2 separate regions of the Homo sapiens genome follow, and region 1 is linked to region 2. The links are chromatin loops, found by intact Hi-C in ENCODE. Cell type or tissue: Caco-2. All regions are shown on one strand. Links, peaks and the distances in the headings refer to the core of each region. The heading gives the core; the rest is flanking DNA.

Evidence for each region. Peaks named below come from ENCODE experiments on the same cell type or tissue, not always from the same donor. Only the 100,000 strongest peaks of a DNase experiment are listed, where the experiment ranks them.
Region 1: it touches region 2 in a loop (6-fold over the local background); 1 of 110 quality-filtered maps calls a loop at or near these places.

Annotation. Positions count from the first base shown.
Region 1 is chr3:192,887,900-192,899,449 of GRCh38, forward strand. The region is part of intron 1 of MB21D2 (Mab-21 domain containing 2); the gene reads right to left. Among named protein-coding and RNA genes, the nearest start is that of MB21D2, 24 kb to the right of the region's middle. RefSeq lists an enhancer at 5,197-5,506. In Caco-2, for the core only: no CTCF peak of the experiment used is centred there; DNase peaks (open chromatin) are centred at 6,982 and 9,322.
Region 2 is chr3:193,012,901-193,028,964 of GRCh38, forward strand. No RefSeq gene overlaps it. Among named protein-coding and RNA genes, the nearest start is that of MB21D2, 100 kb to the left of the region's middle. In Caco-2, for the core only: no CTCF peak of the experiment used is centred there; a DNase peak (open chromatin) is centred at 8,891.

The DNA.
Region 1 (11,550 bases), core at 3,551-11,550, 130 kb before region 2:
CTGAAATGCTGCACTTCAAACAAGCTCCCAGGTGCTGGTGCTGGTTCACGGGTCCCATACTGAGGAACAAGGCAACAGGGGACGCGTAGGCTGCAAGCATTTGCAAGGGGAGAATCTAGCAAGGCTTTATTTAAATTGCATATCTGGGGACTAGAAGGGCACCAACACTGCTCCTCCGTTCTGGGAAAAAGTCTCCCGGCTCCTTTGCACCCCAGCACCAGGCATCACTATCCACTTAGTGAGAACCTCTAAAATGGAGAGCATCATACAAAAACCTCCTAGCAATCAGCTTTATTCCAGCCTTACACTTAAATCTGAACTCCTTAAATAGCCATGAAAATCTAATGCCCTGAAAGATTCTCCTCCTCAATCTATTAAGTAATGACTAAGCCAAAGAAACACATCCAGAAGCCAAAGTGCAGAGGCCCAGGCAAGAGCTGGGAATCATTAACAAACTATAAGAAGGTTAAACGCAGTATATCTTGGAAGCTCTAGTAAATTCCATTAAAGAAATAACATTCATTAAAGCACGCGCGCTCCTAAGCAACCATCAACATCTCTGAAGAATCAAAAGAAGAATTTCTACCCATAGAAAATCTTATCCACAAAATACAGTTATTTCCTCTAATGTTTTATGGTTGTCAGGTTGACTTAACCAAAGTCTTCCGTCCTCAGAGAAATGCTCTATTATCTGGTAGACTATGAATGCCTACAGGACAGGGATTATCACTGACAATTCTTAAGCTCTTACCATATGATCATACAGCTCCCATTTATTGTGCTTTCGAGGTGAGCACGAAGCAGTTTATATGACTTATTTCACCTAAAACATTCTGTCACTAAGGTATTTTATTTATTGAGTCTTTACTCACTAAATCCCTCCCCTCTTTGCAAGTATTTTTCCTAAAATGTTAATTCTTAGCTTCTTTCAGCAGAATGATGTAAAGGAGAAGGTGCTACCCTCTTTGACCTGTGAACTCCAGACCAAGCTATCTAGAGTCCAGCTCTGTCACCCAGGCTGGAGTGCAGTGGTGCGATCTGGACTCTGGTAGAGTCTAAGGGACTCTATCATCTCTACCAGCTCAAATCATGCCCCTTATGGTTCACATATGCATGACAGGGAGCCAGCCACTGGGAGGAGCATGGAAAGAACCCACCCAAGTCCCTGCCTTCAGCAAGCACGCAATCCAGTGGAAATGTCACCAGGCAGAAGAATTAAAATCTATTTATGATGTATTCAACAAACAGATACACACACAAATATACAGTTAGTTCAGGCAGGCAGAGAAACCCTTCTGACAAAAGGGTTAAGGAGTTCTCTATTAAGATGGTTTCTCTATTAAGATGGTTTTGGGGCTGGACCTTCAAAGAGTACTTATAACACATAAAAAAGGGAAAAAATGAACTAAGACACTGAAGCATGTGAGAACAGACTGGTGAGTAGCTTGGAATGGCTGGAATGCACAGACCCAGAGAGCAGGAGCTCTTGGCAGAAAAGAATTCAATGGGCTGCTTATTACAGGAAGTTGATTTGCTCTGAAGCTCTAACTTTGCAATTAATACTTAATTTTTACTTGATAGTGTTATTCTTTTTAAAAAGTCTTATTGTACCTAGCTCCAGCAGCATTTCCCTGAGGCTGCAGCCTCTAGGGAAATTACAAGACACTTGCCCAGGCCAGGTCCTACCTACCTCTGCTGGCCCTAGAGTTTATCACAGGAAGATTTTTTTTGTTTTTAAATGTGTAAATACAGTTTCCAGAGGCTTGTTCCAGGGTGACTCTCAAGCCCAAGCCAAAATACCTAACAAACAAGAAAAATCCATGTATGCAGAGTATAAAGATGTGAAAAGTGTTTTGTGAACTATTTCTAAAGCGTGCAACATAACAAGAAAACATTATAACTCTTATCACTGCTGGGACTGAACTCAGTCCAATGACCTCCAACAGAAAAGAATTAAGGTCCTGAACACCCACATCCAGAGTCAACACTTCGTTTAACAAAATAAAATAATAAAAGTGTTGCTTAGTCAGTTAGGAAAAAAAAAATCCAACGGTAGACACCAGAAATGACTTCACTGTGAAGGACAGATTTCCAGAAATAACACATGTCTAATGCCATTTCTGAAACTACAGCTAGGCAGAAAAAACAATTCTTTTTACCTTTATTTATTCCCAGAATAACAGAAACAAGAACCAAGAGCAACCTTTTCTTGACATCCTTCTGGTGTTTCTGGAAAAATATCTCCTTGCAATAAATAGTGGAGCATGTCCCTGCTTCCCTCACAGAACAGGTATGTAGGTCCATTTTTAGTATATAAAACTAGCTAATGGTAATATGCAAACAGAAATTCTCATCATTGTGTAGATGATCTATTTGCACTGATCACAGATGCCAGGAGAAATTCCCAACATAAATAAAAAGACTAAGAAGGTTTTTTTCCTGGTATTTTCAAGGCAATATACTTAGGGAAATCATAATTTGAGCATATCTTGGAAACTCAAGACACCAAATAAACAAAGAGCTTGTACTTGTCCTTTAAAGAAAGCCTGGGTTTTAGAATGGGGCAGGCTTAGCTTGTAAGGTCTGATGGGGCATCAGGACAAAAGCGAAACCTGAACTTCCCACATGATAATTTTCTAGGTATAGAAAAAGTCTGATGCAATCTGTTCTGTAAGCAATGATTACAGAAAAAAAAAAAAAAATCCTACCTATAAAGTTCACAGTTGGCATACCCTGCCATTCCCGACTGTGCAGGTACAAACTCATCAATTTTGAAAGCCATGAAGCCAAGTGATTGTGCTATCTGGTTAAAAACCTTTGAAACAAACAAATTTCGGCAAAAATGATACATGCTCTGAGGATATGGCATTACGTCATAACGATCCTCCTCACATCCTCCATGGCAGGCGGTTATTGATATAAGATGTACGTGCTTCTCAGGAGTCCCTAAATACTAGGTCCACGCAGAGACATGGGGAGAGGAAGAAAGAATGGTGATTTTAAATATTACTCATAAAAACTCAGTTTATCCTGCGTGGGGGAAGAAATGATAGCAACATCTCCTACCCCAGTCTAGAGTTGTATTTTTAGAGGTCATGTTCACTATTTCTTAGCGGCTTATCTCAAAGAAAAGGAATACCACGCAGGGGGAGACTTATTTAAACTACAAAACACACATCATCTTCTGACTTGTACAAAGTTCTTATAGAAGTTTTCTGGTCACATTAATTGGGTGAGTCATTTTATCTCAAACAGGTAGGTGTATTATGCAATTTTTCATGAGAAAACATAAATACAGATTTACATATGGTCACCTGAATTTTTAGACATTGCCATCTAATTCAACCATGCATTTGTAATACATTGAAGGCCGAAACAGGACAAGGCTGCAAGCCAAATTCAGACTGCAGGCAGCCGATTCATAACATCTGGATTAGAATAATTAATGTAATAGAACAAGAGCAGGAAAATAATTAATAAATAGAACAAAATAATTAATGTAACAGAACAAGAGCAGGAAAAGCTGGTATCATAAGAGGCACTGGAAATTTGCTGTTTCCAAGCTGGTAAAAGAAAGGCAAAAGAAAGGTATTTGCAAATCCATTGCAAGAGAAGAGAGATGGTAGGAGTCCTCCCTCTGCATAACATTTTCAAGGGCTTCCCTTGCAGGCTTAGTGTGATACCAAATGAGGTTCTAGATGACACTGTTTAACATGATGCCTGGCACCTAGCAAACAGCCAATACATGTTAATGCTTTTATTACTGTTATTAAGATAGCAAAACTTAAATGGGTCTTCCACACCAGCTACATGACCTCTGGTAAACTACTTAACATTTCTAGCTCAGTTTTCTCATCTGTAAAATGTGTCGGCACAGACCAAGCTTCAATAAATGTCAGCTGTTATTACTGGTATAGAGGTGATGGGAAGCCCTTCCCAAAAATGTGATCCATGAGAAAAGAAAAACTCTAAAAGCTGTGAACAAAAGGCAAAGTTTTAACAAATTACATTCCGATGGTTGATTCGACTTTAGGCCTATTATTTAACCCACCTGCACTTTTACTGCTTGGTTTGTAGAATGGAGAAAAACAAACTCATTTACTTCATAGGGTAAAATCATCTTGTACATTCTCTTGTGTCAAACAATGATTACAATTATTAGCCCAGATATTAAATATTAACACTTCTATTCCATGACACACACCCATGACGACCACTCACAAATTCATGTGGCACTGGCAGCTCCTTTGGCCCACACTTCAGGAATCGTGCTACATAACAACCCCCACTGCCCGTGAGGCAGGGTCCATCTTCAGCTCCCAACGTGCTTTCACACCCAGCAGGCTCACTGGTCCCCACATCCAGTGACTGGGAGTTCAGATAATTTTGTCCCCATTTTACAGATGAGGATTTAGACACTGGGTCTTTGAATTAATAACCCAAAGCTCACCCTAGGTTATGACCTTGCCTGCCTCTAGTAGCAAATACATGCTACAGAGAAAGGCTCAGAAAAAGTCTTAATTTAGGAGTTTGCTAAACTTCAGTCATTGCTTTTTTTATTTTTATTTGGGATAGAGTTTCGCTGTTGATGCCTAGGCTGGCATGATCTCAGCTCACTGCAACCTCTGCCTCCCAGGTTCAAGAGATTCTCCTGCCTCAGCCTCCTGAGTAGCTGGGATTACAGGCACCTGCCACCACACCTGGCTACTTTTTGTATTTTTTTAGTAGAGACGGGGTTTCACCATGTTGGCCAGGCCGGTCTCGAACTCCTGACCTCAGGTGATCTGCCTGCCTCGGCCTCCCAAAGTGCTGGGATTACAGACGTGAGCCACCGCGCCCGGCCATAGTCATTGCTTATTAATACAGCTGGTACGAGCAGACCCAGGCTAATATTATAGCAACTGAAAAGCAGAACGTAGCTCTATAATTACCCTAATGTTTCTAACAGAATTACACAAAGGGCATAGAATTATGTACAAAAGGGGGAAAATTGTATTAGACACCTCTGAACCTTTGAAATTGTATTACTTAGAACCTTGGCAAATGAGCAGTAAGTATTTAAAGAAGATTAAGATGAATTTTCCTTTTGGTGTCCTACTTAATTTGCACGACAATATTTGGCTTCCACAGTCAATGTAAACTGCTCAGGGCCGCCTTGGTGCCTTCCAAGACGCAGTTACATTCAGCCCAGCCAGCTGCCCAGAGCTTTTGCACCACCAAAAGCAGCAGGGGCCAAGTTACCAACCTCCCAACGCAGGTCAAAGCACCCCTGGAGTTTAATGAGTCACTCTTCTGAGAGCCACAGCCAGCGATGTGGGTTTCCCCATGTGTCAAGTGACATGACGTCTTTACTTCTTCGAATGAGAACCGAAACTGCGTTCCAAACATTTCCTTGAAATATAAATCACTGCCCTCAAACCGACCACCACTGCAAATCTCTACATCTAACCCATCATTTCAAAAGTATAGCTACCTAACACAGGTTTTGATATCAGTAAGAGGCAACTCTACTTACGGAGTCCTAAAATCACAGACCAGGAAGGGAAGCCTAATTTCCTCAATTTATAGTTGGGGAAAGTGAGGGCCAGAAAGAGGAGGTGATTAGCTGAAGATGACACAGTAAGTGACAGAAGAAGGCTGCCAACACCCCTTGACTGTATGGGAAAACATCGCATTTCCTCAAACATCTGGGAAACATCCTTAACAATTCTCAGCACTTAGCACTTAGCCTCAGGTGGGCTTCACTGCCCATTTCTCAGGGTCCAGTCCAGGCATTCCCCCGTGTCCAAGCACTTTTCTCCCTTTCGAAACCAGTGCATGATTCCCGTCCCCCACATCTTTAAAGAGCCACCTCTGGCTGGGGGGTGGCTCATGTCTGTAATCTCAGCACTTTGGGAGGCCCACGGTGGGAGGATCGCTTGAGGCCAGGAGTTTGAAAACAGTCTGGGCAACATAGAGAGACCCTATCTCTACTACATATTTAAAAATTAGCTGGGTATAGTGGTCTGTGCCTATAGTCCCAGCTACTGTGGAGGCTGAGGCAAAAGGATTGTTTGAGCCCAGGAGTTAGAGGCTGCCTGAGCTATGATTGTGCCACTGCACTCCAGCCTAGGGAACAGAGACAGACTCTGTCTCTAAAAAAGAAATAATTTAAAGAGCCACTCTTGTTTTCCCATTCTGTTCCCTGTTCAAGCTCTTCTCTCCCCAGCAAATTTTTGTTGTTTTTGTTTTGTGTTGTTTTGTTTTTGAGACAGAGTCTCGCTCTGTCACCCAGGCTGTAGTGCAGTGGCGCAATCTGGACTCAAAACGACCTCTGCCTCCTAGATACAAGCGATTCTCCTGCCTCAGCCTCAGGAGTAGCTGGGATTATAGGCGCCCACCACCATGCCTGGCTGATTTTTTTGTATTTTTAATAGAGACGAGGCTTCACCATGTTGGACAGGCTGGTTTCAAACTCCTAACCTCAAGTGATCCACTCGCCTCGGCCTCCCAAAGTGGTAGGAGTATGAGCCACCCCACCTGGCCTCCAATGGATTTTTGAGTAGAACGTGGTTTCCGCAGCTTTTTGCCCAATCCTGTACCTGGCTTCCCTTGAAGATAAGCACAGGGACTATTTTCACCTGAGAGGTCTTCACCTCTCATTTTAATAGGGAGGCAACAGGTAACTGGAGAAACAAACCTGAGAACATGTAAAAGCTGCCAGTCTTACAAACATTTTGCCCATGTCCATAACACAGTGTCATTTTTTTTTCTGAGAAAGCGATTGGAGTTTCCACTTTATTGCTCAAACTAGAGATGAATCTCCGTCCCTCCACCTTCCACCATTCTTTAAGAATCCTTTTGCTGCTTCCCACCCCATTCTTCCATCTCTCACCTGAGTAGCAGGTGCATGCATTCTAACTAGGGTGTGCCAATTTCACCAGGCAGCTCTCCCTCAAGGGAAACCTCCCTTTAGGCTTTTTCTCACCTCATCACAACACAAAAAGATAAGACTGATAAGAAAGACAAACATTGATAAAGAAATCTCCTCTTTGTCTGACATCTCAGAGCACATTCCCGAGCTCGTCTCATCTAAGAGGGTTCTTTGGGCATCAAACTCATCACCAACTCTTTTTTCACTAACCCTCTCCACATAACCAGCCAGTCCTACACAGAAGCACGAATCCGGTGGCCTGGGTTGGGGGGGAGGGGGCCAAGGGGGCCTGCTAGGGAATCACTCCATGGCTCCCGCTTCTCAAGGGGCCTGAAGGAACAGGAGTGTTTTCTTAATACCATTCCTTCTGGTCCAGTGCTCACCTCCTTCATTTCACCAGCAGGTGCCCAACCCATGTCACCACCTTCACCCTCAAGAAGATTGGTGGAATCTTAAATCTCACATGCAGACTTTCAAGAGGGAGTTCCATACTCCCACACCCAGACATAGTCCCCCATCATCTCCAAATCAGGTCTCTCTCAATTATATCTCTTCTGTTCTAAGTAAAAATTACTAATATAAGCATCCGTTTGAAACCTCAGCTTTATTTCAATCTGTTTCAATCACTTTAATCCAGCCAGGCAAGAGGTCCTCAATCAATGAAGCCAACGACTCACTGCAGAGAGGCAAAGACTCTCTTCTGCTTCTGAAGGCCCACTTGGGCTTGGTTTACAGAGTGGCTGGAATAAGCACACTGTTTGGCCAATTATATACCTTTTAAAACATCCAGAAAACTATTAAAGAAAAAGAAAATTTCATTCAGTTTCCTGGAAAATCTAGCTTTTGTTTATTTATAAGACATTTAGAAAATCACTAGAAACTTCATTCTACCTACTCAAGTTGTTGGGTTTTTGGGGTTTTTTTTTGTTTGTTTTTTTGAGACCAGCTCTCACTGTGTTGTCCCGGCTGGAGTGCAGTGGCACGATCCTGGCTCATTGCAACCTCTGCCTCCCAGCCTCAAGCAATCCTCCCACCTCAGCCTCTCAAGTAGCTGGGACTACAGATGTGTGCCACCATGCCTGGCCTAAGAAACTGTTGAGTCAAATTCTTTGCACAAAGAATCACACTAGACCTTTATTCAGACAACTTTATGCTACTTCTCTTTTTACAGGCAACATACTAATTCTACTTAAGGAGACGGAAAAAAAGGATTTTCCACAAAAACGTGGAAGAGAAGAGCAGTTTTATGTACTCCGCTGCTCGTTTAACATACAACACATGCATTAAGTTAATCCTTACAACAACCCTATGAAGTTGGCATTCATCCTCTACAAAACCTTTTTAAAAAAACATGGCTATAAAATTAAAAGATGAAACATTCTTTTATCCCTGTTACAATGACAAGGAAACTAACGTTCAGAAAGGATAGTTTGCCCAAGGTCACACAAGCTGTCCCACACAAGCTGTCCCACACAAGCTGTAACAGGTAGGTCTGCCTGACTCCAAAGTCCACGTTCTTTCTTCCCACTACACCACACAACCCAGCGTCCTTCGCCTTTTTTTGTTTCAGAGATGAGGTCTTTCTATGTTGTCCCCTGTTGTGCAGTCATAGTACACTGCAACTTCGACCTCTGGGCCACAAGTGATCCACCCACCTCAGCCTCAAAGAAGCTGGAACAACAGGTGCATGCCACCACACCCAACTTTCCTTCATATTTACTTCTTCTGTGGCACTGATGCCTACCCTCCCTTCCAGATCCACAAGGACAAAAGCACTGGTATTGTTCATCTCAGACAATGAAAACTTAACACAGAACCACAAATTTTGCCTACAAAGACATTGCCACTGGAAACTAAGTCTTCCCCTACTGGCCCAGTATCTTGTTAGCAGTTCATGGATATTAGCAACACCAAAATAATTACCATCATTGGCTAGTTACTGAGTATCTCAACAGGCAATAATCCAGCTAGAACTCTGATATTCAGAGAAAAAAGTTCCAGCGTTGGTGTGTCTTGGGTGTCACTGCAGGAGCTTGCTTATGGCTGTGGGACCCCCTAGGAGGAGCAAAGAGCATGGGATGAAAGGAGCAGAGCTGCCTCCAGACACAACCTGCGGAAGAAACGGCAGGCGAGAAAGTGAGGGAAAACCTATGGTTCCCTTCTCAGATTTCTAAAATGAACCATCAAGGTGAAACAAGACATAAATTCCTCTATGGAAGGAGGAGAAGAGAGACAAGGAAAGAGAAAACGGGGAAATTAATAGCAAACAAGTTCTGCAACTTGTAGCAAACAATTTTCCCTCGGTAGATCAAACAACCTCGTGGGATCCATGAGGTATTTATTAGAATGTGGTAACAGGTGACAAAGGTTGCATAGCTTGTTCAAAGTCGTCAAACTAGTCAGAGAGGCTAGTTTGATGCAACAAACTATGCAACAAACAGAACGGTTGCATAGCTTGTTCAAGGTCATCAAACCAATGAGCAACAGTGGAAGACAAAGACCCAGGTTTCCTGACTCCTGACCCCAGGGCTCCTGCTCACAAGCCTCTGTGGAGACTGACAGGAGGCCCCACTAACCAAGGGTTAGGTCATTAGGTTTTGAGTTCCCATTTTACCAGTAACTTGCCATAAGATAGAGATTAGTGAGGACTGTGACAAACTGAAGAAAATGTGGCACATCTAGAGGAGGCAGCTGCTATTCAGTCCGGGTGATTATGGCCATATAGGAAATCACGTCTAGTTCTTCTCATTTTTCAAGAAAATCTCCCAGCTTTTAAATATTTGCTCCAAAATTTTAAAAACAGCATGTTGGTCAGATCAAACACATATGGGGGAGGGGTGGAATGAGCCCACAGGCAACCAGTTCCAAATCTGACGTATGTAAAATAAAAAACCAAAGGCCGGGCATGGTGGCTCACACCTGTAAACCCAGCACTTTGAGAGGCCAAGGCAGGAGGATCACTTGAGCCCAGGAGTTCAAGACCAGCCTGGCTAACATGGTGAAACTCCATCTCTACTAAAAATACAAAAATTAGCTGAGAGGGCATGTAGTCCCAGCTACTGGGGAGGTGGAGGTGGGAGAAGCACTTGAGCCCAGGAGCTGTGATCATGCACTCCAGCCTGGGTGACAGAGCAAGACCCTGTCTCAATAAAAAAAAAAATTTTAAAAATAAAGGACCAATACTAATAGCTGGTTCCTGACTGAGAGACCACATGGGCATGGAGGTATTGGTGCTATAGTATTATCTCTCATGCAAATATACTACTACTTTTTAAGTATATGTAGATGCTATTAAGATAAAATTTAAAGTAATTTGCATAATTAAATTCACAGTAGCATTTTATAACTATTTATTTTTCAAAAAAAAAAACTGACAGCAAAAATACAACCAAAAACACATGAATCTCACGTATTTTTTTTTTTTTTGGAGATGGGATCTCACTATATTGCCCAGGCTGGTCTTAAACTCCTAAACTTAAGCATCCTCCTGCCTCAACCTCCCAAGCAGCTGGGACTACAGGTGTGCATCACTATCTCATACTTTTCTTAATTGAGAAAAAAGAAATTCTCATATTTAGAAAAGGTTGGGAATAACTGGACTAGACAATTTCAAAAGATGTCAGTCTTATAATTTCATGATTATATGCTACAAAGAGGTGGGAGACTAGGAAGGAAAGATAAGTTCCCAAAACACATCAAGGTATATACTTAAAGCTCAGAACACACACAGCCATCTTAGTGCCTCATCATGAATGGTGAACCACCCAATTGCCCAAGTTCAAGAACGAAGGTAAAATAGCCAACGATACCAGCAATATTTGTTGATCTGCTTTTCAGGCAATTAAAAAAAAGACAGAAACAGATACACAAAAGGCCATCATTGAGTTTCTATGGCAGTGTAAAATACCAGACATTAAGCACAAACAATTGCAAATTCATAACCGACTGGTGCAACTAAGAAACCTGTGACGCTAGAAGGCCAGGGAAAAATTTGACCTGTTCTAGGCTGGCCCAAAAGGCCTCCCCAAGAAGTGGAGATTTGACAGAGCTGAGATCTCACGGATCAGTAAGAGTTAAGTGGGATGAGAGAGATGGGGCTTTCCATCAAAGGCCTCTGTGGGCAGGAGGATGTGCTATTTTCAAAGAACTGAAAGGCCAACGTGGTTGAAATGAGAGTAAGAGCTTCTGAGAGTTCAGTGTGTGGATGAAGAGGCAACAGGAAAAAGAGCACTGAGGCCCTCTAAACATGTTCAGAATGTTTGTGTCTTTACCTTAACATATAATGCAAGGCCAGTACCTCACATGGTGCCTATCTCATAGCAGGCATACAAGAAATACATGGTAAAACGGAAGTGGTTATAGGAGAGGAAGCTAGAGATGTGGGCTGGAGCTGGGTTTCCAAGAACCTTGTAGAACAGGCTAAGGAGTTTGAACAGCCAGGCGCGGTGGCTCATGCCTATAATCCCAGCACTTTGGGAAGCTGAGGTGGGCGGATCACTTGAGGTCAGGAGTTCGAGACCAGCCTGACTAACATGGTGAAACCCCGTCTCTACTAAAAATACAATAATTAGCCAGGCATGGTGGCGGACGCCTGTAATCCCAGCTACTTGGGAGGCTGAGGCAGGAGAATCACTTGA
Region 2 (16,064 bases), core at 4,173-12,172:
GACCAAGACTATGGTCTGTTTTGGTAAATGTTCCTTTTGTTCTTGAGAAGAATGTGTATTCTGCTGTTTTGGGTGTAGTATCCTAAAAATGTAAATTAAATCTAGGTAGTCAATGTTTTTTTAAAGTCTTCCATATCCTTACTGGTTTTCTGTTTACTTGTTCCAGTAATTATTGAGAGAAGGTTGTTGCAATCTTAATCTGTAAGTGCGGACAAAGGATAAATGCATGAAGTAAATGATACCCCATGTTTCGTGATGTGATTATTATGCATTGCATGCATGTATCAGAACATCTCATGTACCCCATGAATATACACACCTACTATGTACCTACAAAAATAAAAAGTGAAAAATTATGTGAAAAATTATGTGAAAAATTATAAGTGTGGCTTTCTCTCTTTCCTCTTGTGGTTATATCAGGCTTTCATCTCTACTCTTAAGTGCATAAGCATTTAGGATTGTTATCTCTGCTTGATGAATTGGTCCATTTATCACTGTTAAATGATCCTCTTTATCTTTGGTAATATTCTATTCTTTGCTCTAAAATTTTCCTGGACTGCTATTAATCAAGATACTTTAGCTTTTATTTTTTAAATTTAATGTTAGCATAATATATCTTTTTCACACTTTGACTTTTAACCAGTTTATATTTTTGTATTTAAACTGATTTCTTTTAAGCAGCAAATGGTTGAGACTTGCTTTTTAATACAATCCGAACATGTCTGTCTTTTAATTGGAGTATTTAGATTATTTACATTAAATGTGATTATTTGTATGATTGGGTTTAAACATACTATTTTGCTATTTCATTTCTATTTGTCCCCTCTGTCCTTCATTCCATCCCCATTTTTTTCCTGCCTTTTTTGGATCACATGATTTTTTAAAATAATTTATTTTATTATTCTTTTTGTTGGCAAATTAGCTGTTACTCTTTTTTGTTTTATTTTAATGGCTGCTTTAGGGTTGTTGTATTCACCTTAACTTTATTCCAGTTTTTCTTCACATGATATCCTGTGTCACATCAAGTATTTAAACCTTGCAAGAGTATGCCTACATTTCTCCCCTCTTGGCCTTTGCGCTGTTATTGCACATTTGACTTCTACCTATGTTATAAATCCCACAGTACCTTGTTAGTATTTTTGTTTTAAAAAGTCAATTATCTTTACAGAGACTTAAACAATGATAAAAATGTTTTTGTATTTTCTCCTTTTGTTGCCATTTTCCCCATTCAGGACCCTTCCTGCCCACTACCTCCTTCAAAGCAGTCTTAGGAGTACTATTTATTCATTGATTTATTTGCTGTTTTTTGAGACGGAGTCTTGCTCTGTCACCCAGGCTGGAGTGCAGTGGCATGATCTCGGCTCACTGAATCTTCACCTCCGCGGTTCAAGCAATTCTCATGCCTTAGCCTCCAGAGTAGCTGGGATTACAGGGGTGTGCCACCACACCCAGCTGATTTTTTGTATTTTTAGTAGAGATGGGGTTTTACCATGTTGGCCAGGCTGGTCTCGAACTCCTGACCTCAGGTGATCCACCCACCTCAGCCTCCCAAAGTGCTAGGATTACAGGCATGAGCCACCACACCCAGCAGGAGTACAATTGAAAAACAAGGGTTACAAATTTCTCTTCTTGCTGTAGCCAGAGTTGGTTTATCTTGCTTTGCTGTCAGTGAAACCGGGGATCAGCTAGCTATTAAAAGCACGTTGAGGTTTGTTTATTACTCAGTATTGTGGGAGCAATAAAAGGACATCATCCTTCCTGAAAATCACCAAGCTCCTCACAATTTTCTGAACATTTTGCATCTCCTCTATTTGCTGAAATAGATGATGTTTCTAAAATACAATGCACCTGGAATAACTTTCATATATCCTTCAGCATTTGGGTGTTGGAACTTCCAAGAGGAGGCAATGAGACAATTTGGACACTTGTCGCCCCCTCAGTTCTTGGCATTGCCATTATACCCTGGGAGTGCCAAGGTCTTGGCAACTTCCAGACTTAGTTGTTTGAGCTGCAGGTGCTATGTACAGACAGCCCAACAGATGACCATTATGAACTTGGCACCTACAGACCAGCTTTTGGAGAGGAGAGAAGGTGTAGTCATCCCTACTGTCACCATAGGCCTTGATGCAGAATGCAAAGCTGGCACAGAAAGCTGATCTAAGCGGGCCAGGTGCCTGGTAACATCCTTTTCACATTAGCCAGCTGTTTTTTCTTGGCTGGCGTCACCAGGAAAGCTTGTCCTGATCCCATCAGACACATGGTGGTGTGCAGACATGGTGAAGCTCTGGCATAAGTAACTCACCAAGTTGGCAGAGGAACACAGGAATAGGTCAGGGTGCCCTTTGCCACTGCTGCCTGCACAATGAAAGCTGGATGTCTCCCAGAGGGGGCTGCCAGGCTTCTGGTCGACAATTCTAATCCCATAGTTCCCAAAAAAGAGCACATATAACCATATAGACACTAATAAGGAGTATAGTTTAGGCTAGAGCTTAGGAAGAAGCTACACTAAACCCAACTAACATTTACTGATTGGCACAAAGACATTGTGCCAGGGACTAAGTGTAGTTCAAAGAAGTGTGATCCATGTCCTGGTCTTTCATGTATTCAAATCTGGCTGGAAAGATGGGACATAATGGTCAAGAGGTAACTGATAATAATAAAAGGGATGACTTAATGAGGCAACACATGCATTGGCAAATGAGGATGGTAGATGGTGGGTTTTAGAAGGCAGAAATGTGCTGGTTTTTAAAAGGAATCAGACCTCATCGGTTAGTACAGAAATAGTGAACCAATTTGAAGGAGATAATATCATGTACTTAAGACCAGAAACCAAGTGTTTGAGGCAGAGGGAGGCCAAGGAGGAAGCTTAGCCTCCCTCTGCCTCAAACTGAGTCCAATAACTGAGATGTTATTGGACTACTACTGCAGAGATGAAAAACATGGGTTGTGAAGCTCTATAATTTACTGGCTGTTATCATCTTGAGCAAGTTATTTCACTCTCTAAATCTCAGTTTCTTCATCTGCAAAATGGGAAAAATAATATTACTAGGTTCTTTCAAAAAGTTGTTATAAGGATTAAATAAACAAATACATAGTAATTAAGCACAAAACAGTGTCTGACACAGAATAAATATTTGATAAATATTAGCTAATACTGGTGGTTTTATCAGTGGTAGTAAAGTATTGGGACATACCTTAAAATAAAGTATGTGACCTGCAAGATCTTAATAGTATCCTCTTTTCACATGAGGTACCTGAGGCTGAAAGATTATACAACTAGTTAGAGGCAGGGCCTGTGAGCAGACTCAGGTGTTCTGACTTCCCATCTCGTGCTCTTCCCACCACACGCCATCATAGTCTATACTTGATTTTAGTATATGTGCTGCCGAAGCGAGCACATAGCCTATACTTGAAAAGCCAGGAATGGGTAAGTGAGACCAATTAGGGGCAGAATGGGGGCAGATTTGACTTTGTTTTCACCTTAATTTGTTATTATCCTTTTGATGCTGGGTAAACTGTGATCTTTTGTTCAGGGTTCTTTATGCAGTTGCCTGCCAGCTCTGATAACCAGCTGGAAGGCAGCAGCAGAATCTGGTATTTGACAGGGAAACTGCCTAGTGCATCTCACAAGGGCCTGGCAGTCAGCCCGCACGTGGCCTGGGCAGGCGCTCCCTGGCCAGGTTTCAGGTCGGCATAAAGTGATTCATTTTTGTTGTCCATTTGAAGGAAGCAGGAGAATCACAGGGCTTTAATGAGCATATCTAATTGGAGCTTTTTCTCAGGAGAAGAGAATGTGTTCTCTCGATGTCTGTCATATGAAGAGGAAAGACAAGAATCTAATGACCTGAGCACAGCAGGGCTCTATTTGAAACACTGAAGACTTAGCTGTGGGGAAGCTCCAGGATGTCAGGAAGAAACACTTCCAGTAGAGAGGCTGCCCGAGAAAGAGGAACTCTGTATCTACAGGAAACTGGGGAGGGAAGCGTGGTTAGGTATTTTTCACTGGAGTGAGGATGTATTGGCTTGGGTTTGAGGTTTTCCAAATAACCAAAAGCAATGCAAAGTCCTCTTTCTTATTAGTTGTATACTGTAGCTTTCTTAGCTTAGTTCAGTAGGCCTAGATAAAAAGAAACAGTAGATCTAATACAATTCAGATCCACAAATGTGCATTAGGTGTTTATTACACAGAAGGCAAGAAAAATGTTTGAAAATACTGTATAAAGATGAAGTTGACGTGGTCCTTGCCTTCTGGAAACTCCCGATCTACTTGTGGAGATATGTAGTGAAATGTTATACATACCTTTTGGGGCTGCTGCTCTCTTCACAATGATTCCTTTTTCTTTAGGGACAGCCTCTGATGCTCAGATAAGGGAGGTCTCTAGTGGAGCTGTACTATGTGGGTAACCTTCCAACTCTCACTATAGCAAATTGGACACTGGACATTAGCTGAGCTGATCTATTCTCTCTCTCTCGTTTAAAACTAAAAACAAAAGAGACAGAGAGACTGGGTGTCATTGAAAATGGCAGTACAGAGAAGATTCATGAATCCCAAACAGTTCTTTTCTTTAGAAAGTCCTTCACTATTTCACTTCCTTTACCACTAGAAGACATGTTGCAGTCTTTCCCAATAATTGTTCTTTGCATAAATTAGTTTGAGTTGGCTTCCTGTCACCCACATCCAAATAAGCCTGATTCATAGAAATGATATGATTTTAAAAAGTGATCAGTTGAAAATCTGTGGAAATAGCCAGAGAGAGGGAGGTGAAGGCGAAAGAATAGCTGATATCTCTAAATGCCTCTAACAAATATAACGGGAGGCTATACATCTAATTACCCTCACAGAACAGAGCTCAGAATGCCAGAGATGTCACATACTGATGAATCGCTTGGTATTTACTAACAGTGTGGTAGAGCAAAGGGAATTCTAACTTGGGAGTCAGAAGTAATTTTCTCGGGCTAGTTTTTTTGTTGTTGTTGGTTTTTTTTTTTTTTTTTTTTTTTTGAGACAGAGTCTCACTCTGTCACCAGGCTGGAGTGTAGTGACATGATCTCAGCTTACTGCAACCTCTGCCTCCTGGGTTCAAGCGATTCTCCTGCCTCAGCCTCCCAAGTAGCTGACACTACAGGCATGCACCACCATGCCCAGCTAATTTTTTTTTTTGAGACGGAGTCTCGCTCTGTCGCCCAGGCTGCAGTGCAGTGGCGCAATCTCTGCTCACAGCAAGCTCCACCTCCCGGGTTCGCGCCATTCTCCTGCCTCAGCCTCCCGAGTAGCTGGGACTACAGGTGCCCGCCACCATGCCCGGCTAATTTAATTTTTGCATTTTTAATAGAGACGGGGTTTCACCATGTTGGCCAGGATGGTTTCGATCTCTTGACCTCTTGATCTGCCCGCCTCGGCCTCCCAAAGTGCTGGGATTACAGGTATGAGCAATCACGCCCGGACTTCTGGTGCTAGTTCTACTATTAAAAACCTGGGTGACTTTGGACATGTTGTTCCTTCTTACTAGGTCTTAGTTTCAATATATGTAAAATATACAGGATGAACTTAACAATCTTCGAGGCCTCTTCCAAGTCTATGATTATTGGCTGATATAAATAATAGATTGTGATATCCATCTACATAAGCAATAGCAAAAGTAGATCCAATAATTCAAATGATGTAGAAAAGATAAAGGAAGGTATGATGCTTAAAATTGAGTGTCAACTTGATTGAATTGAAGGATGTGAAATACTATTCCTGGATGTGTCTGTGAGGGTGTTGACAAAGGAGATTAACATTTGAGTCAGTGGACTGGGAGAAGCAGACCCACCCTCAATCTGGGTGGGCACCATCTAATCAGCTGGCAGCACGGCTAGCATAAAAGCAGGCAGAGGAACGTGGAAGGGCTAGACTTGCTGAGTCTTCCAGTCTTCATCTTTCTCCCATGCTGGGTCCTTCCTGCCCTCGAACATTGAACTCCAGGTTCTTCAGCTTTTGGACTGGTGGACTTACACCAGTGGTTTGCCAGGGGCTCTCAGGCCTTCGGCCACAGACTGAAGGCTGCACTGTTGGCTTCCCTACATTTGAGGTTTTGGGATTTGGACTGGCTTCCTTGCTCCTTGGCTTGCAGACGGCCTGTTGTGGGACTTCACTTTGTGATTGTGTGAGTCAGTACTTCTTAATAAACTTCCTTTTATATATACGTCTATCCTATTAGTCCTGTCCCTCTAGAGAACCCTGATTAATACAGAAGGGTAAAAATGGATTTATGCAAAGAGGATTTAACAGTCAATATGGCAACAGAGGATTCATTTGCCATAGATATTTTCTAAATAAAGCTTAATGGGAAAATGTGAATGTCTATGAAAACATAGTTTGATGTTACACTTGGTATGTCCTCATTAATGGAAAGTTTAGTTCAGTTCAACTCAATAAATATTTATGTAGCCTACACCAAGTACTGTGTTATGCACAAGAGATTGAGAGATGGACTAAGAAAGAGTTTCTGCCATCAGGCAGAGGTTTTCTATTGCTAACTATTTCAACAAGTTATTTCATCCTTCTCCTTCCAGTGTATGTGCCTGATAATTTTTCAATTGAAGAGAGCATCGCCAGAAATAATTATTGATGATAATATTAATAATAGCTAAATATTTTGAGTGCTTACTGTGAGTCACTGTACTAGGTATGTGACTTGCGTTATCTCATTTAATAGGTAATACATGTAAGGTTGGAGCTATTACTATACATTTTATGAATAAGGAAATTAAGGCCTAAGGAACACTTGGCCCAAAGTTACACTTCACTTTAGGCATGCCTGCCTTCAACATCCATGGTCTTAATATACTATAGGGAATTGTTTCAGTATAATACCTGTATTATAATTAATGTTTATCAAGTACTATGTGTGAGGAGCTGGGCCGAGAGTTTATAAATCAAGGTAACCTAGGTAGGAAGACATTGTGGACTCATAATTCTTTGGGACTTTCTAACCATTGAAGCTGGCCAAAAATGGAAAAGATGGACTGAAGAATCATGAGTTTCTTGCCAGTTACATATGTTGCTCTAAGCTGGATGATACTTAGAGATGTTTTAAGAATATGTGAATCCTTGTACTGGAGAAAGAGAGTTAACACAGGAAACTCCTTAGATCTCTTGCATCCCTGGCTCCTATGAAAATGCTGAAGTTGGTTCTTTAAGATGCGGCCTGGGGGGAAAACAACTCTTAGACCTATCAGAAAACCTGTCAAGGAGCATAGAGTATTACCAGGGTTAGCCACGCAATCATAGGACTTTTATCTTGCACAGACTATAGATCAATAAAATTAATGCAATCAGTTTGAGCCCAGCTTCTCATGGAGAGAAGGGGTGCAATTTCTCATGTGTGGACTGCACAATGCATACGCCTCCTGCAGCTCAAGTCAATGAATGATTTTTGCTACTTTGCAACGCAAACTCCAGTTCTTGTGATATGGCTTTCCTTGAGTGTCAGATAAAACCCAATGCTTTGGTATATTTCCTCAGCCAAGGCAAAAAGCATAGCTTAAACCAGAAACAGTACCTTGGCTACTGAATTTTCACCACTGGATTGGTTGTTCTACCAGGAATAGTAAGTATTGCTCCCACTTAGTTCATTGTCAGCCTCTGGCTTTGTTGCTGTACAGCATGTGAGCATGCAACGAGTTATTTTCTCGTCTTAAAAAACATATGAATAGGACTTCTGAAACTAGCATTTCTTGGATTTTGTAATCTTAAATGGACCCAAGCTTTAAATGCATGAATGAGCACGGGATAATATAGGAACTGTGTGAATGATCAAATGAGATGGAACCAGGGCCCAAAACTTAATATTTAGTATTTCTATTATATAAACTGTCATTTATTCGTAGCATGTCAAAGGGATTACCAGGTCTAACCACCGTATGTATAAATGGGAAAAACTGAGGAACAAGTGGAGAAAGTGACTTACTTTTCCAAGGTCACATGGACATAGCAGCAGAACTGGAACTGGAGTGAGAGACCGTGGAGATCACATTCACCCCAGGGCTCTTGTCTCTACTCTCCTGCTCACTTATCCAGTTCCACTCCACTGTGGTGGGGTCTGAGCTGTGGAGCTGGGCAGTGACATGCTTATAGGAGCACTGATGGGACAGGAAGTGGCAAATGTCTCAGCCCCAGGCTCAGAGCTGGACTAACTGTGTGGCTAATTATGGATGATTTCTCCGGAACTTTTGAGGCTCCATGCTGCTGCTGCTGCTTTTTTTTTCTGAGACGGAGTCTCGCTCTTGTTATCCAGGCTGCAGTGCAGTGACACGATCTCGGCTCACCTCAATCTCCGCCTCCTGGGTTCAAGCGATTCTCCTGCCTCAGCCTCTCAAGTAGCTGGGATTACAGGCACCCGCCACCATGCCCGGCTAATTTTGTATTTTCAGTAGAGACGGGGTTTCTCCATGTTGTGAACATGCTGCTTCTTAAGCCAATCAACGTAGGATAAGGCAGGGCCTGAAGCAATGAACAGCCGGCATGGCAAGAGTTCTTGTTGAAAGGCTTTGGGGACACAGGTGAGGTGTGAGTGAGATCCTCAAGCACAGATTTTCATGACCTTTTCTTCTGAATGTGGAAGAGGTTTGCAGTGTATCTAGTGGAAGAAAGGATAAGGAGAAAGGATGAGACACCAGGCAGAAGGTGAAGAAACTGTTTTCTTAGAGTTCTCTAGGAGACAATAAAGATAAACATATTATTTCTTTGAGGTGATGTGGTGCAGTTTCCTCAGTCTCTGTGAGGATCCGGTGTCCCGAGGCCATCTGCCAGCTTGAGAAAGCAGCTTTGCCTGTGAGAAAGGGATTAGAAGCCTCAGTCAAGGATCAAGGCAGCTAGAATGGCGGAGTCAGGTACCTCAAGGGGCTTTCTGGCAGGAGACTACATTGATAGGAATGTACAGGGTCACCTAAGACAAATATTTGTAGATGGTGACGGGGAGGAGAGGATTTTGTAGGGGGGTGGGTTCCTGCATTATGCTAATAGATTCTGAGAGCCTGAGAAATGTAAGTTATCAAGGTTAAGAAATAATGAAAAACATGAGATAACGCAGGATAAAAGTCACCGTTCCTCCACATGAGATAACGCAGGATAAAAGTCACTGTTCCTCCCTCTTTCTACCTTTCTCAACTTCCCAAGGATGCTCCTTAGGAACTTCTTTTCAAGGCTGCCCTTGATGTCCATTTATTTTTAAATATGTAATTAAATGGCTATGCAGAGGAAAAGTACCTGATATTATTTGCCATCAACTCTAAGCCCTTTGGTTTATGATCTGCTTGCTTTTAAACATTTTAAAATTGCATTTCCTTGCTATCTACAAATTGCATGCCTCTATAATAGATACTGCAAAGCATACAGCCATGAATAAGATAAGGTTCCTGGGCTTCAGGAGCTAACAACACTAGAAATGGGAGAGAAGATGTATTCACAGCTGCCATAGACTGCTGTTGTGGTGAGTAGCTTGAGTGATACGAAAGAAGCACTTTAGGAATTGAGGCAGAAGGAAGCATATCTTGCAGGTGCCAGCAAGGCTGACTTGATGGACAAGCTGACATTTTTCTTAGACTTAAACCCATCCAAGTGGGATAATTTGTTTTCATTGCAATAAAAATATTTAATTATATGAAGTGCACACAAGTGTTTAATAATAGAAATATATTTATTTCTATAATATTTGTTCAAGAAATGCAAAAATAAAATGCTGATTGTCTTCTGACTTGAATAATTCTTGGTAGACTGGTGTCAAGCAGTATGCAACTACAAGGTCCCAAGTCATCAACCCCAAACTCAGTTTGACCAGAGGGCTGTTTCTCTGCCATTCCATGTATAGTTGTTGAGATTGGATGGGGTCCAATGAATAGCACCCTTCTTGTTCACTTGAGTTCTGAACCAAAGGGAAAATAAGGCTTAAGAGTAAGGTAGGTTGGGAGCCAACATATTATTTTTCTTTTTTTTTTTTTTGAGACGGAGTCTCGCTCTGTCGCCCAGGCTGGAGTGCAGTGGCGGGATCTCGGCTCACTGCAAGCTCCGCCTCCCGGGTTCACGCCATTCTCCTGCCTCAGCCTCCCAAGTAGCTGGGACTACAGGCGCCCGCCACTACGCCCGGCTAATTTTTTGTATTTTTAGTAGAGACGGGGTTTCACCATTTTAGCCGGGATGGTCTCGATCTCCTGACCTCGTGATCCGCCCGCCTCGGCCTCCCAAAGTGCTGGGATTACAGGCGTGAGCCACCGCGCCCGGCCCATATTATTTTTCTTACCAATGAAGTTGATGTTGGAAAATGTAGTTTCTATTTATAGGCTGGCAGGCTTACTAATACTGAATCCCAGAAGTAGCAAGACTTAACCACAGCACCCCTGCTCTGTGCCTGCCCTTGTAAGACTCAAGGGATCGAGATGCAGAGCAGGTGCATGCTTCCTGCAGAAAGATCAGAACTCAGAGTGAAAAAGAAAAGATGAAGGGCCAAGAATATGCAGATTCATTTCTTAGTCCCAACCAATCAGACACAGCCCTTCTCCCCATAGGGAGGAGTAAAGAGTGGAGAGGGGACAGGGTTTCTTTGGTCATGAAGACTTCTCATGGAAGGGCAGGGTAGAGAGAGCCTTTCTCTCTCCCAGCTCCCCCACAATAATTGCCCTGAGAAACTAGCTGGAATCAGAGCAGCAGATACAATATTTATCTTATTTTCACTTCAAAGAACCTGTCACACACTAAATGAAAGGCAATGAAAAAAACCTGCAAAACAAAACAAAGATCCCCAAACCAAAGAGACATACTCTTTTGTCCTCTCTTCTACTTCCCGGAGGACACCTCTTCATTTCCATGTTTATTAAATCATGGCCACAGAAAATCCTGACTCAGTTTACCTTTCACTTCATTATACTTTAAGACTGTCATTTAATGAGTGGTGTCATGCAGAGGCATTATCTCTCAGGATGTGATGGTGAGGGACATGGGTCTTTGAAGTCAGCTATTTTTTTAGGACATGTGTCTATCTATCCATTCATCATTTTACCCCACATTGTTAGGTCCTCTTTTTACCTGGGTTGTGAGGTATGTGTGTTCGTGTGTGTGCAGACCTGTGTGAAAGAGAGAACGAGAGAGATCCTAGCTTCCCATCAGTCCTTCCTGTTCTTAGTGAGTTCCTGCTTATTCAAGAACTCTCTGGCCCACTCTAAATTCCCCAGATCCATCCCTTTGTACTCCCACAACTATAGAAAAATATACACGTATTCTTTATATAGAGAATAGCTCCATACATCTTATCCTCAATACCCACATGTTGCAAACAGATATAGATTTAATAAATGAGAATTCACACATGCAGCAAAGGATCCCGGCATGCTGACCTCTCTAGGAGCCAGTATGCTAGCTCATCAGGAAACCTGGGTTCATTCTCAACCAGCCATGCAATTTTGATAAAGTGTCCTTCAACCTCTGTGGCCCTCGCTTCCTTCTTCTGTAATAAGGGAGTAGAATTTCATTTTTTTTGTAGGTTAGTGGGTAGGACTTACTGGTTTAAATATGTAAAACATTACAATTATGCATTTTGTATTTTTCTTGTAAAAATTCAAACAACACTCAAGTAACATGAAGAAAAAAGAAGAGGCCACTTATTTATGCTTACAAATATGTATTCAATGAGTCTCTCTGCCCATCTACTCTCTATCACATTGCTTATTGATTTTCTTCTTAGCTCTTAGAATCCAAAATTGTATCTTGTTTGTTTGTTTGCTCTCCCACTTACAGTTAAGTTCTATCAAGACAGGGATTCTATCTTTTCCTCTGTCCCTCACATATAGTAGATGCTCAACAAATAGATACTGACTGAGTGAAGGATGCAATGGGCATAATACCCATTGCAGGGAAGGCCCAGAGACAGAAGAGCACTGGGTTAGGACCAGGGAGAATCATGGGTAACTGAGTAAGGAGAGCTAGGAAGCAGATGACAGGAGAAAGAGTGAAGTCACTGTCAGGATTCAGAGTTCTACAATGAGTTTATCTTCTGGGTCCTCCAAGCTCTCTAGTTTGGTTCCACATCAAATCATATTATATTGCCACCAGCAAGAAACTCATGCATGAGGGACTGCTCCATACATCCTAGGATTTGAAACTTGGTCTAGGGTTTTATTTTTTGAAAGTAGCTCTTAGCACATCTATTTTATATTTCACTTTCAAGAAGGCTCGACTGCTCTTTAAATTCACAACTTATTTTTCTAGATTTGTTGTGATTTGACTTTATTTGGTCACTTGGAGTTGGAAGAACTTAATAGAGTAGCTTTTCAGAAACCCATTATGGTGCATTATCCACTTTCTGTGAGTTAACCAAAGTACAGATTTCTCTAACAGTTAAAAAAGGAAGGCCATGGTTCTCCAGAACCATTAAGGTATGTGATAATCTCATTAAATTTCTTGGTACAATTAGCTACTTCATTTTCCTTAAGGGATATTCATATTCTCTCCAATTAAGGTATTTTTAGCTTTTCTGAAGTATGTAAATTTCTTTATAAAAGGAAAAAGCTCCATTTATTTTTGTTGCTTGAACAAATTCCATTTATCCCTTCCAATAATTTTAGGTGTATGTTTCTTACTTGGAAATATAAATGGCATTTAAAGGTCAAGGAATGATTTATTTACAGCACTGATACCTCATTGAGAAAGTGCTGAGGCCTCTGAATTCCAGCATCTTGTCTATTGTGAAGAACATCAGTCACTGAGTGGGAAGAGCAGGGAATCTTTAATCAGGCCTGAGTTCAGACTGCAGCCCGAGCCTGGCTGCCTATCCTTGGAGAACCTCCTAATCAACCCACTTCTCACTATGGATTGCAGTTGCAAGAACTGCTGGAACAAACTTATTTTTGCTATTAAAATGGAAATCAACAGAAAAATGTGATTTTTAAAAAATGATAATTTTTCAAGAGCATTTAGCTGCAACAGAAGTACCTAAATTCATTAGATATATTAGTGAGGTTAATACACAAATTCTCACCGTAAAGGACCATCTTACTATTGTTATAGGAACAAATTTTAAGCAAAACATAATTTAACATATCAGTTTGTAATCAATATCTGTAAACATAGAAACTTTCTAATCTCTAAAATCTAAGCTGCATTTTTCGTCCTCATTCCAAAACTTTGTTCTTTGTTGCCAGTATATCACCATTAGACTAAAGAAACTCAAAGTGGTTATAATTGAGATGTTATTTGATTCTTATTTTAGCCTTAAGTTAGCATATTAATAAAACAGCATATGAGTGTCCTGCTGTTTAAATTGTAAGCTAAATTTTCAGAATGGGCTTGTAGCCTAGTAACAACAGAGACTTATTGGAACATCACTAACTTTTCTCCATGACTTAGGCCCTTTATTATTATTTATAAATAAATAATAAATGTATTCTTCAAGCTGTAGTTTTGGAGAAGAGATTAATATTGGAGGAGAAAAAAGAAAAAGCAAGAGAATGGAAGGAAAAGAAAGAAAGGATACAGAGAAGTTCAGAGAAGTAAGGAGAGAATAAAGAAATTTTAAAAAAAGAAAAGAAACACCGAGAAATGTTTTTCCTTTTCTAGGCCCTAAACTGCCTTTTGAGTCATATAGTAATAATAGAATTGCAGGGCCTTTTTTTTGGTAACAATCCATTTCATTTTATTTTATTTTAGGAGGTCTTTTTTAAAGAAAAACTTTATTTTGAAATAATTATAGAAATACACAAAGTTGCAAACATAGTACAGAGAGGTCTAGTGTGTCCTTCCCTCAGTTTTCTCCATTGGTGCCGTCCTATTTAACTAGAACACAATATTGAACCTAGGAAATTGCCATTGGCACAGTGTGAGTGTGTACAGCTGTATGTCCCTTTTCACGTGTAGATTGATATGTCTACTGCAATTAAGATACAGAAGTAATCCATCACTACACTTATCCCTCTCCTTCTACTTCTTCATACTCACAACTCTCCCCTTTTCCTCTTTCTCTCATCCCCCCTGCCCCTTTTATTTTTTTGGGACAGAGTCTCCCTCTGTAGCCCAGGCTGGAGTGCAATGGTGTGATCTCGGCTCACTGCAACCTCTGCCTCCCGGGTTCAAGTGATTCTCCTCCCTCAACCTCCCAAGTAGCTGGGATTACAGGTGCCCACCACCACGTCTACCTAATTTTTTGTATTTTTAGTAGAGACGGGGTTTTGCCATGTTGGCTAGGCTGGTCTTGAACTCCTGATCTCAGGTGATCCTCCCACCTCAGCCTCCCAAAGTGCTGAGATTACAGGTGAGCCACCACACCCAGCCTCTTCCCTCATCCTTAAATCCTAGAAACCTTTGATCTGTTCTATCACTAGAATTCTGTTATTCCAACGATGTTACATAAATGATTTCATACGATATATAGTTTTGAGATTGGCCTTTCCTACTCAGCATGATTTCCTTGAGATTTATCTTTCTTACTGTTTGTGTGTATTGATAGTTTGACCCTTTATGTTGCTAAATAGTATTTCAAGAATTGTGTTTAAATGAGCTGATGATGCTAAAATGCTCTTTATGCAATAAGGTAGTTTAAATAACCCTATTCTAACTCAGAAAATCAGTAATCCTATGTGACATAGTCAATTTGTTTCATAGAGGCCTCCGTGCTTTGCACATGCTAGGTGCTCTCCTACAAGTGCCCATCTCGCAGCAACCCAGTTCACATCTCAGCTTCGCAGAATCCCTCGCTGATCCTTGTAGTTGTCTGGTTCATTCCTCTCTCCCATGCCTTGTCCAAGGAGTTGTTGCAAGCTTGTTCTCCTCTGCGCTCCCACTGCATCTTGCTCTTACCTTTATCAACTGTGTGTCCCCATGTTTGTTCTCTGGTGTTAGACTCAGTGCCTTTCGGGGTAGGGAGCATCTTCTTGCAATCTCTGACAATGGCCTGCTCTCAATAAATGTTGGTTGTATTGACTTTGAGCTTAAGTTAATTAGGCTATGGGTTCTGACTTTGCCGACACATGGAAGTCACCTGGGCAGGCTTAAAAAAATTCGGATGCTGGGTCTCACCTGCAGAGATTTCAACTCGATCAATCTTAGGTGCAGCTAGGACACTGGAATTTTAAAAGCTCTGCAGATGGTTCTAATGTTCAGTCAAGATCTGGAACCACTGCCTTGGTCAATATAAAGAACAAAACCACTGTATTAGATAGGATTTAATCTATATAAGAAACACTGTATTTGGTTGTTCTTTTTTTTTTTTTTTTACTTGCGCACGGTACTTTTTTGTTGTCATTGAAAACAAGCATTTACTTGCATTTTGATGTTTAGATGTCTCCTATTGTTAACAGAAAGGTTTTATGTTTGAATCAGAATACAATCTTGAGAATTTTGCCTGTCACTTTGATTCTATGGAATACATTCTGCAGGCAGGAAATGTGTGTGCTATACCCTCCATAAAATTTAAATCAATTCAAAACCCATTTCTGAGGCTTCTAAAAGTAGTCATTAACCAGTGGTTCTCAACCTTGGCTGCACATTAGAGTCAGCTGGGGAGTTTTAAACATTCCAACGCCCAGGCTGTACCCCACACCAATTAAATGACATTCTCTGGAGATAAGAGCCAGGCACCAGCACTTTGTAAAGCTCCGCAGGTGATGACAATGTATCGCCCAGACTGAAAAACCATTGTCCCGAATGAACACAGTTCCTAGATGAATACATTCCTAATTCATCTTTATAAACATATTCATTAACACTTTTTTGTTTACATAAATTAACTATTATACTAATTGGGTGAAAAATAGAAAGTATCCCTTATTCTAGCCTCATGCTTTAAAAAAAACCTTAGTTGTTATTAATGTATGCATGACATTGTGCTATTAAAATGCTTTCATCTCCACTAGTTCATTTATTTCTTACAAAATAAAACAAAAAAGCAAGATAAAAAGGAGCAATGATTATTAACTTTGTACGTTAATTTTACAGATGAGAAAACCAAACCATAGACAGATAAAGCAATGCAGGGCATAGGATGAGGCATGAAAGCCTCCTAGAGCTTGAAATTCAAGGAGGCACTCACTGTCAGTCT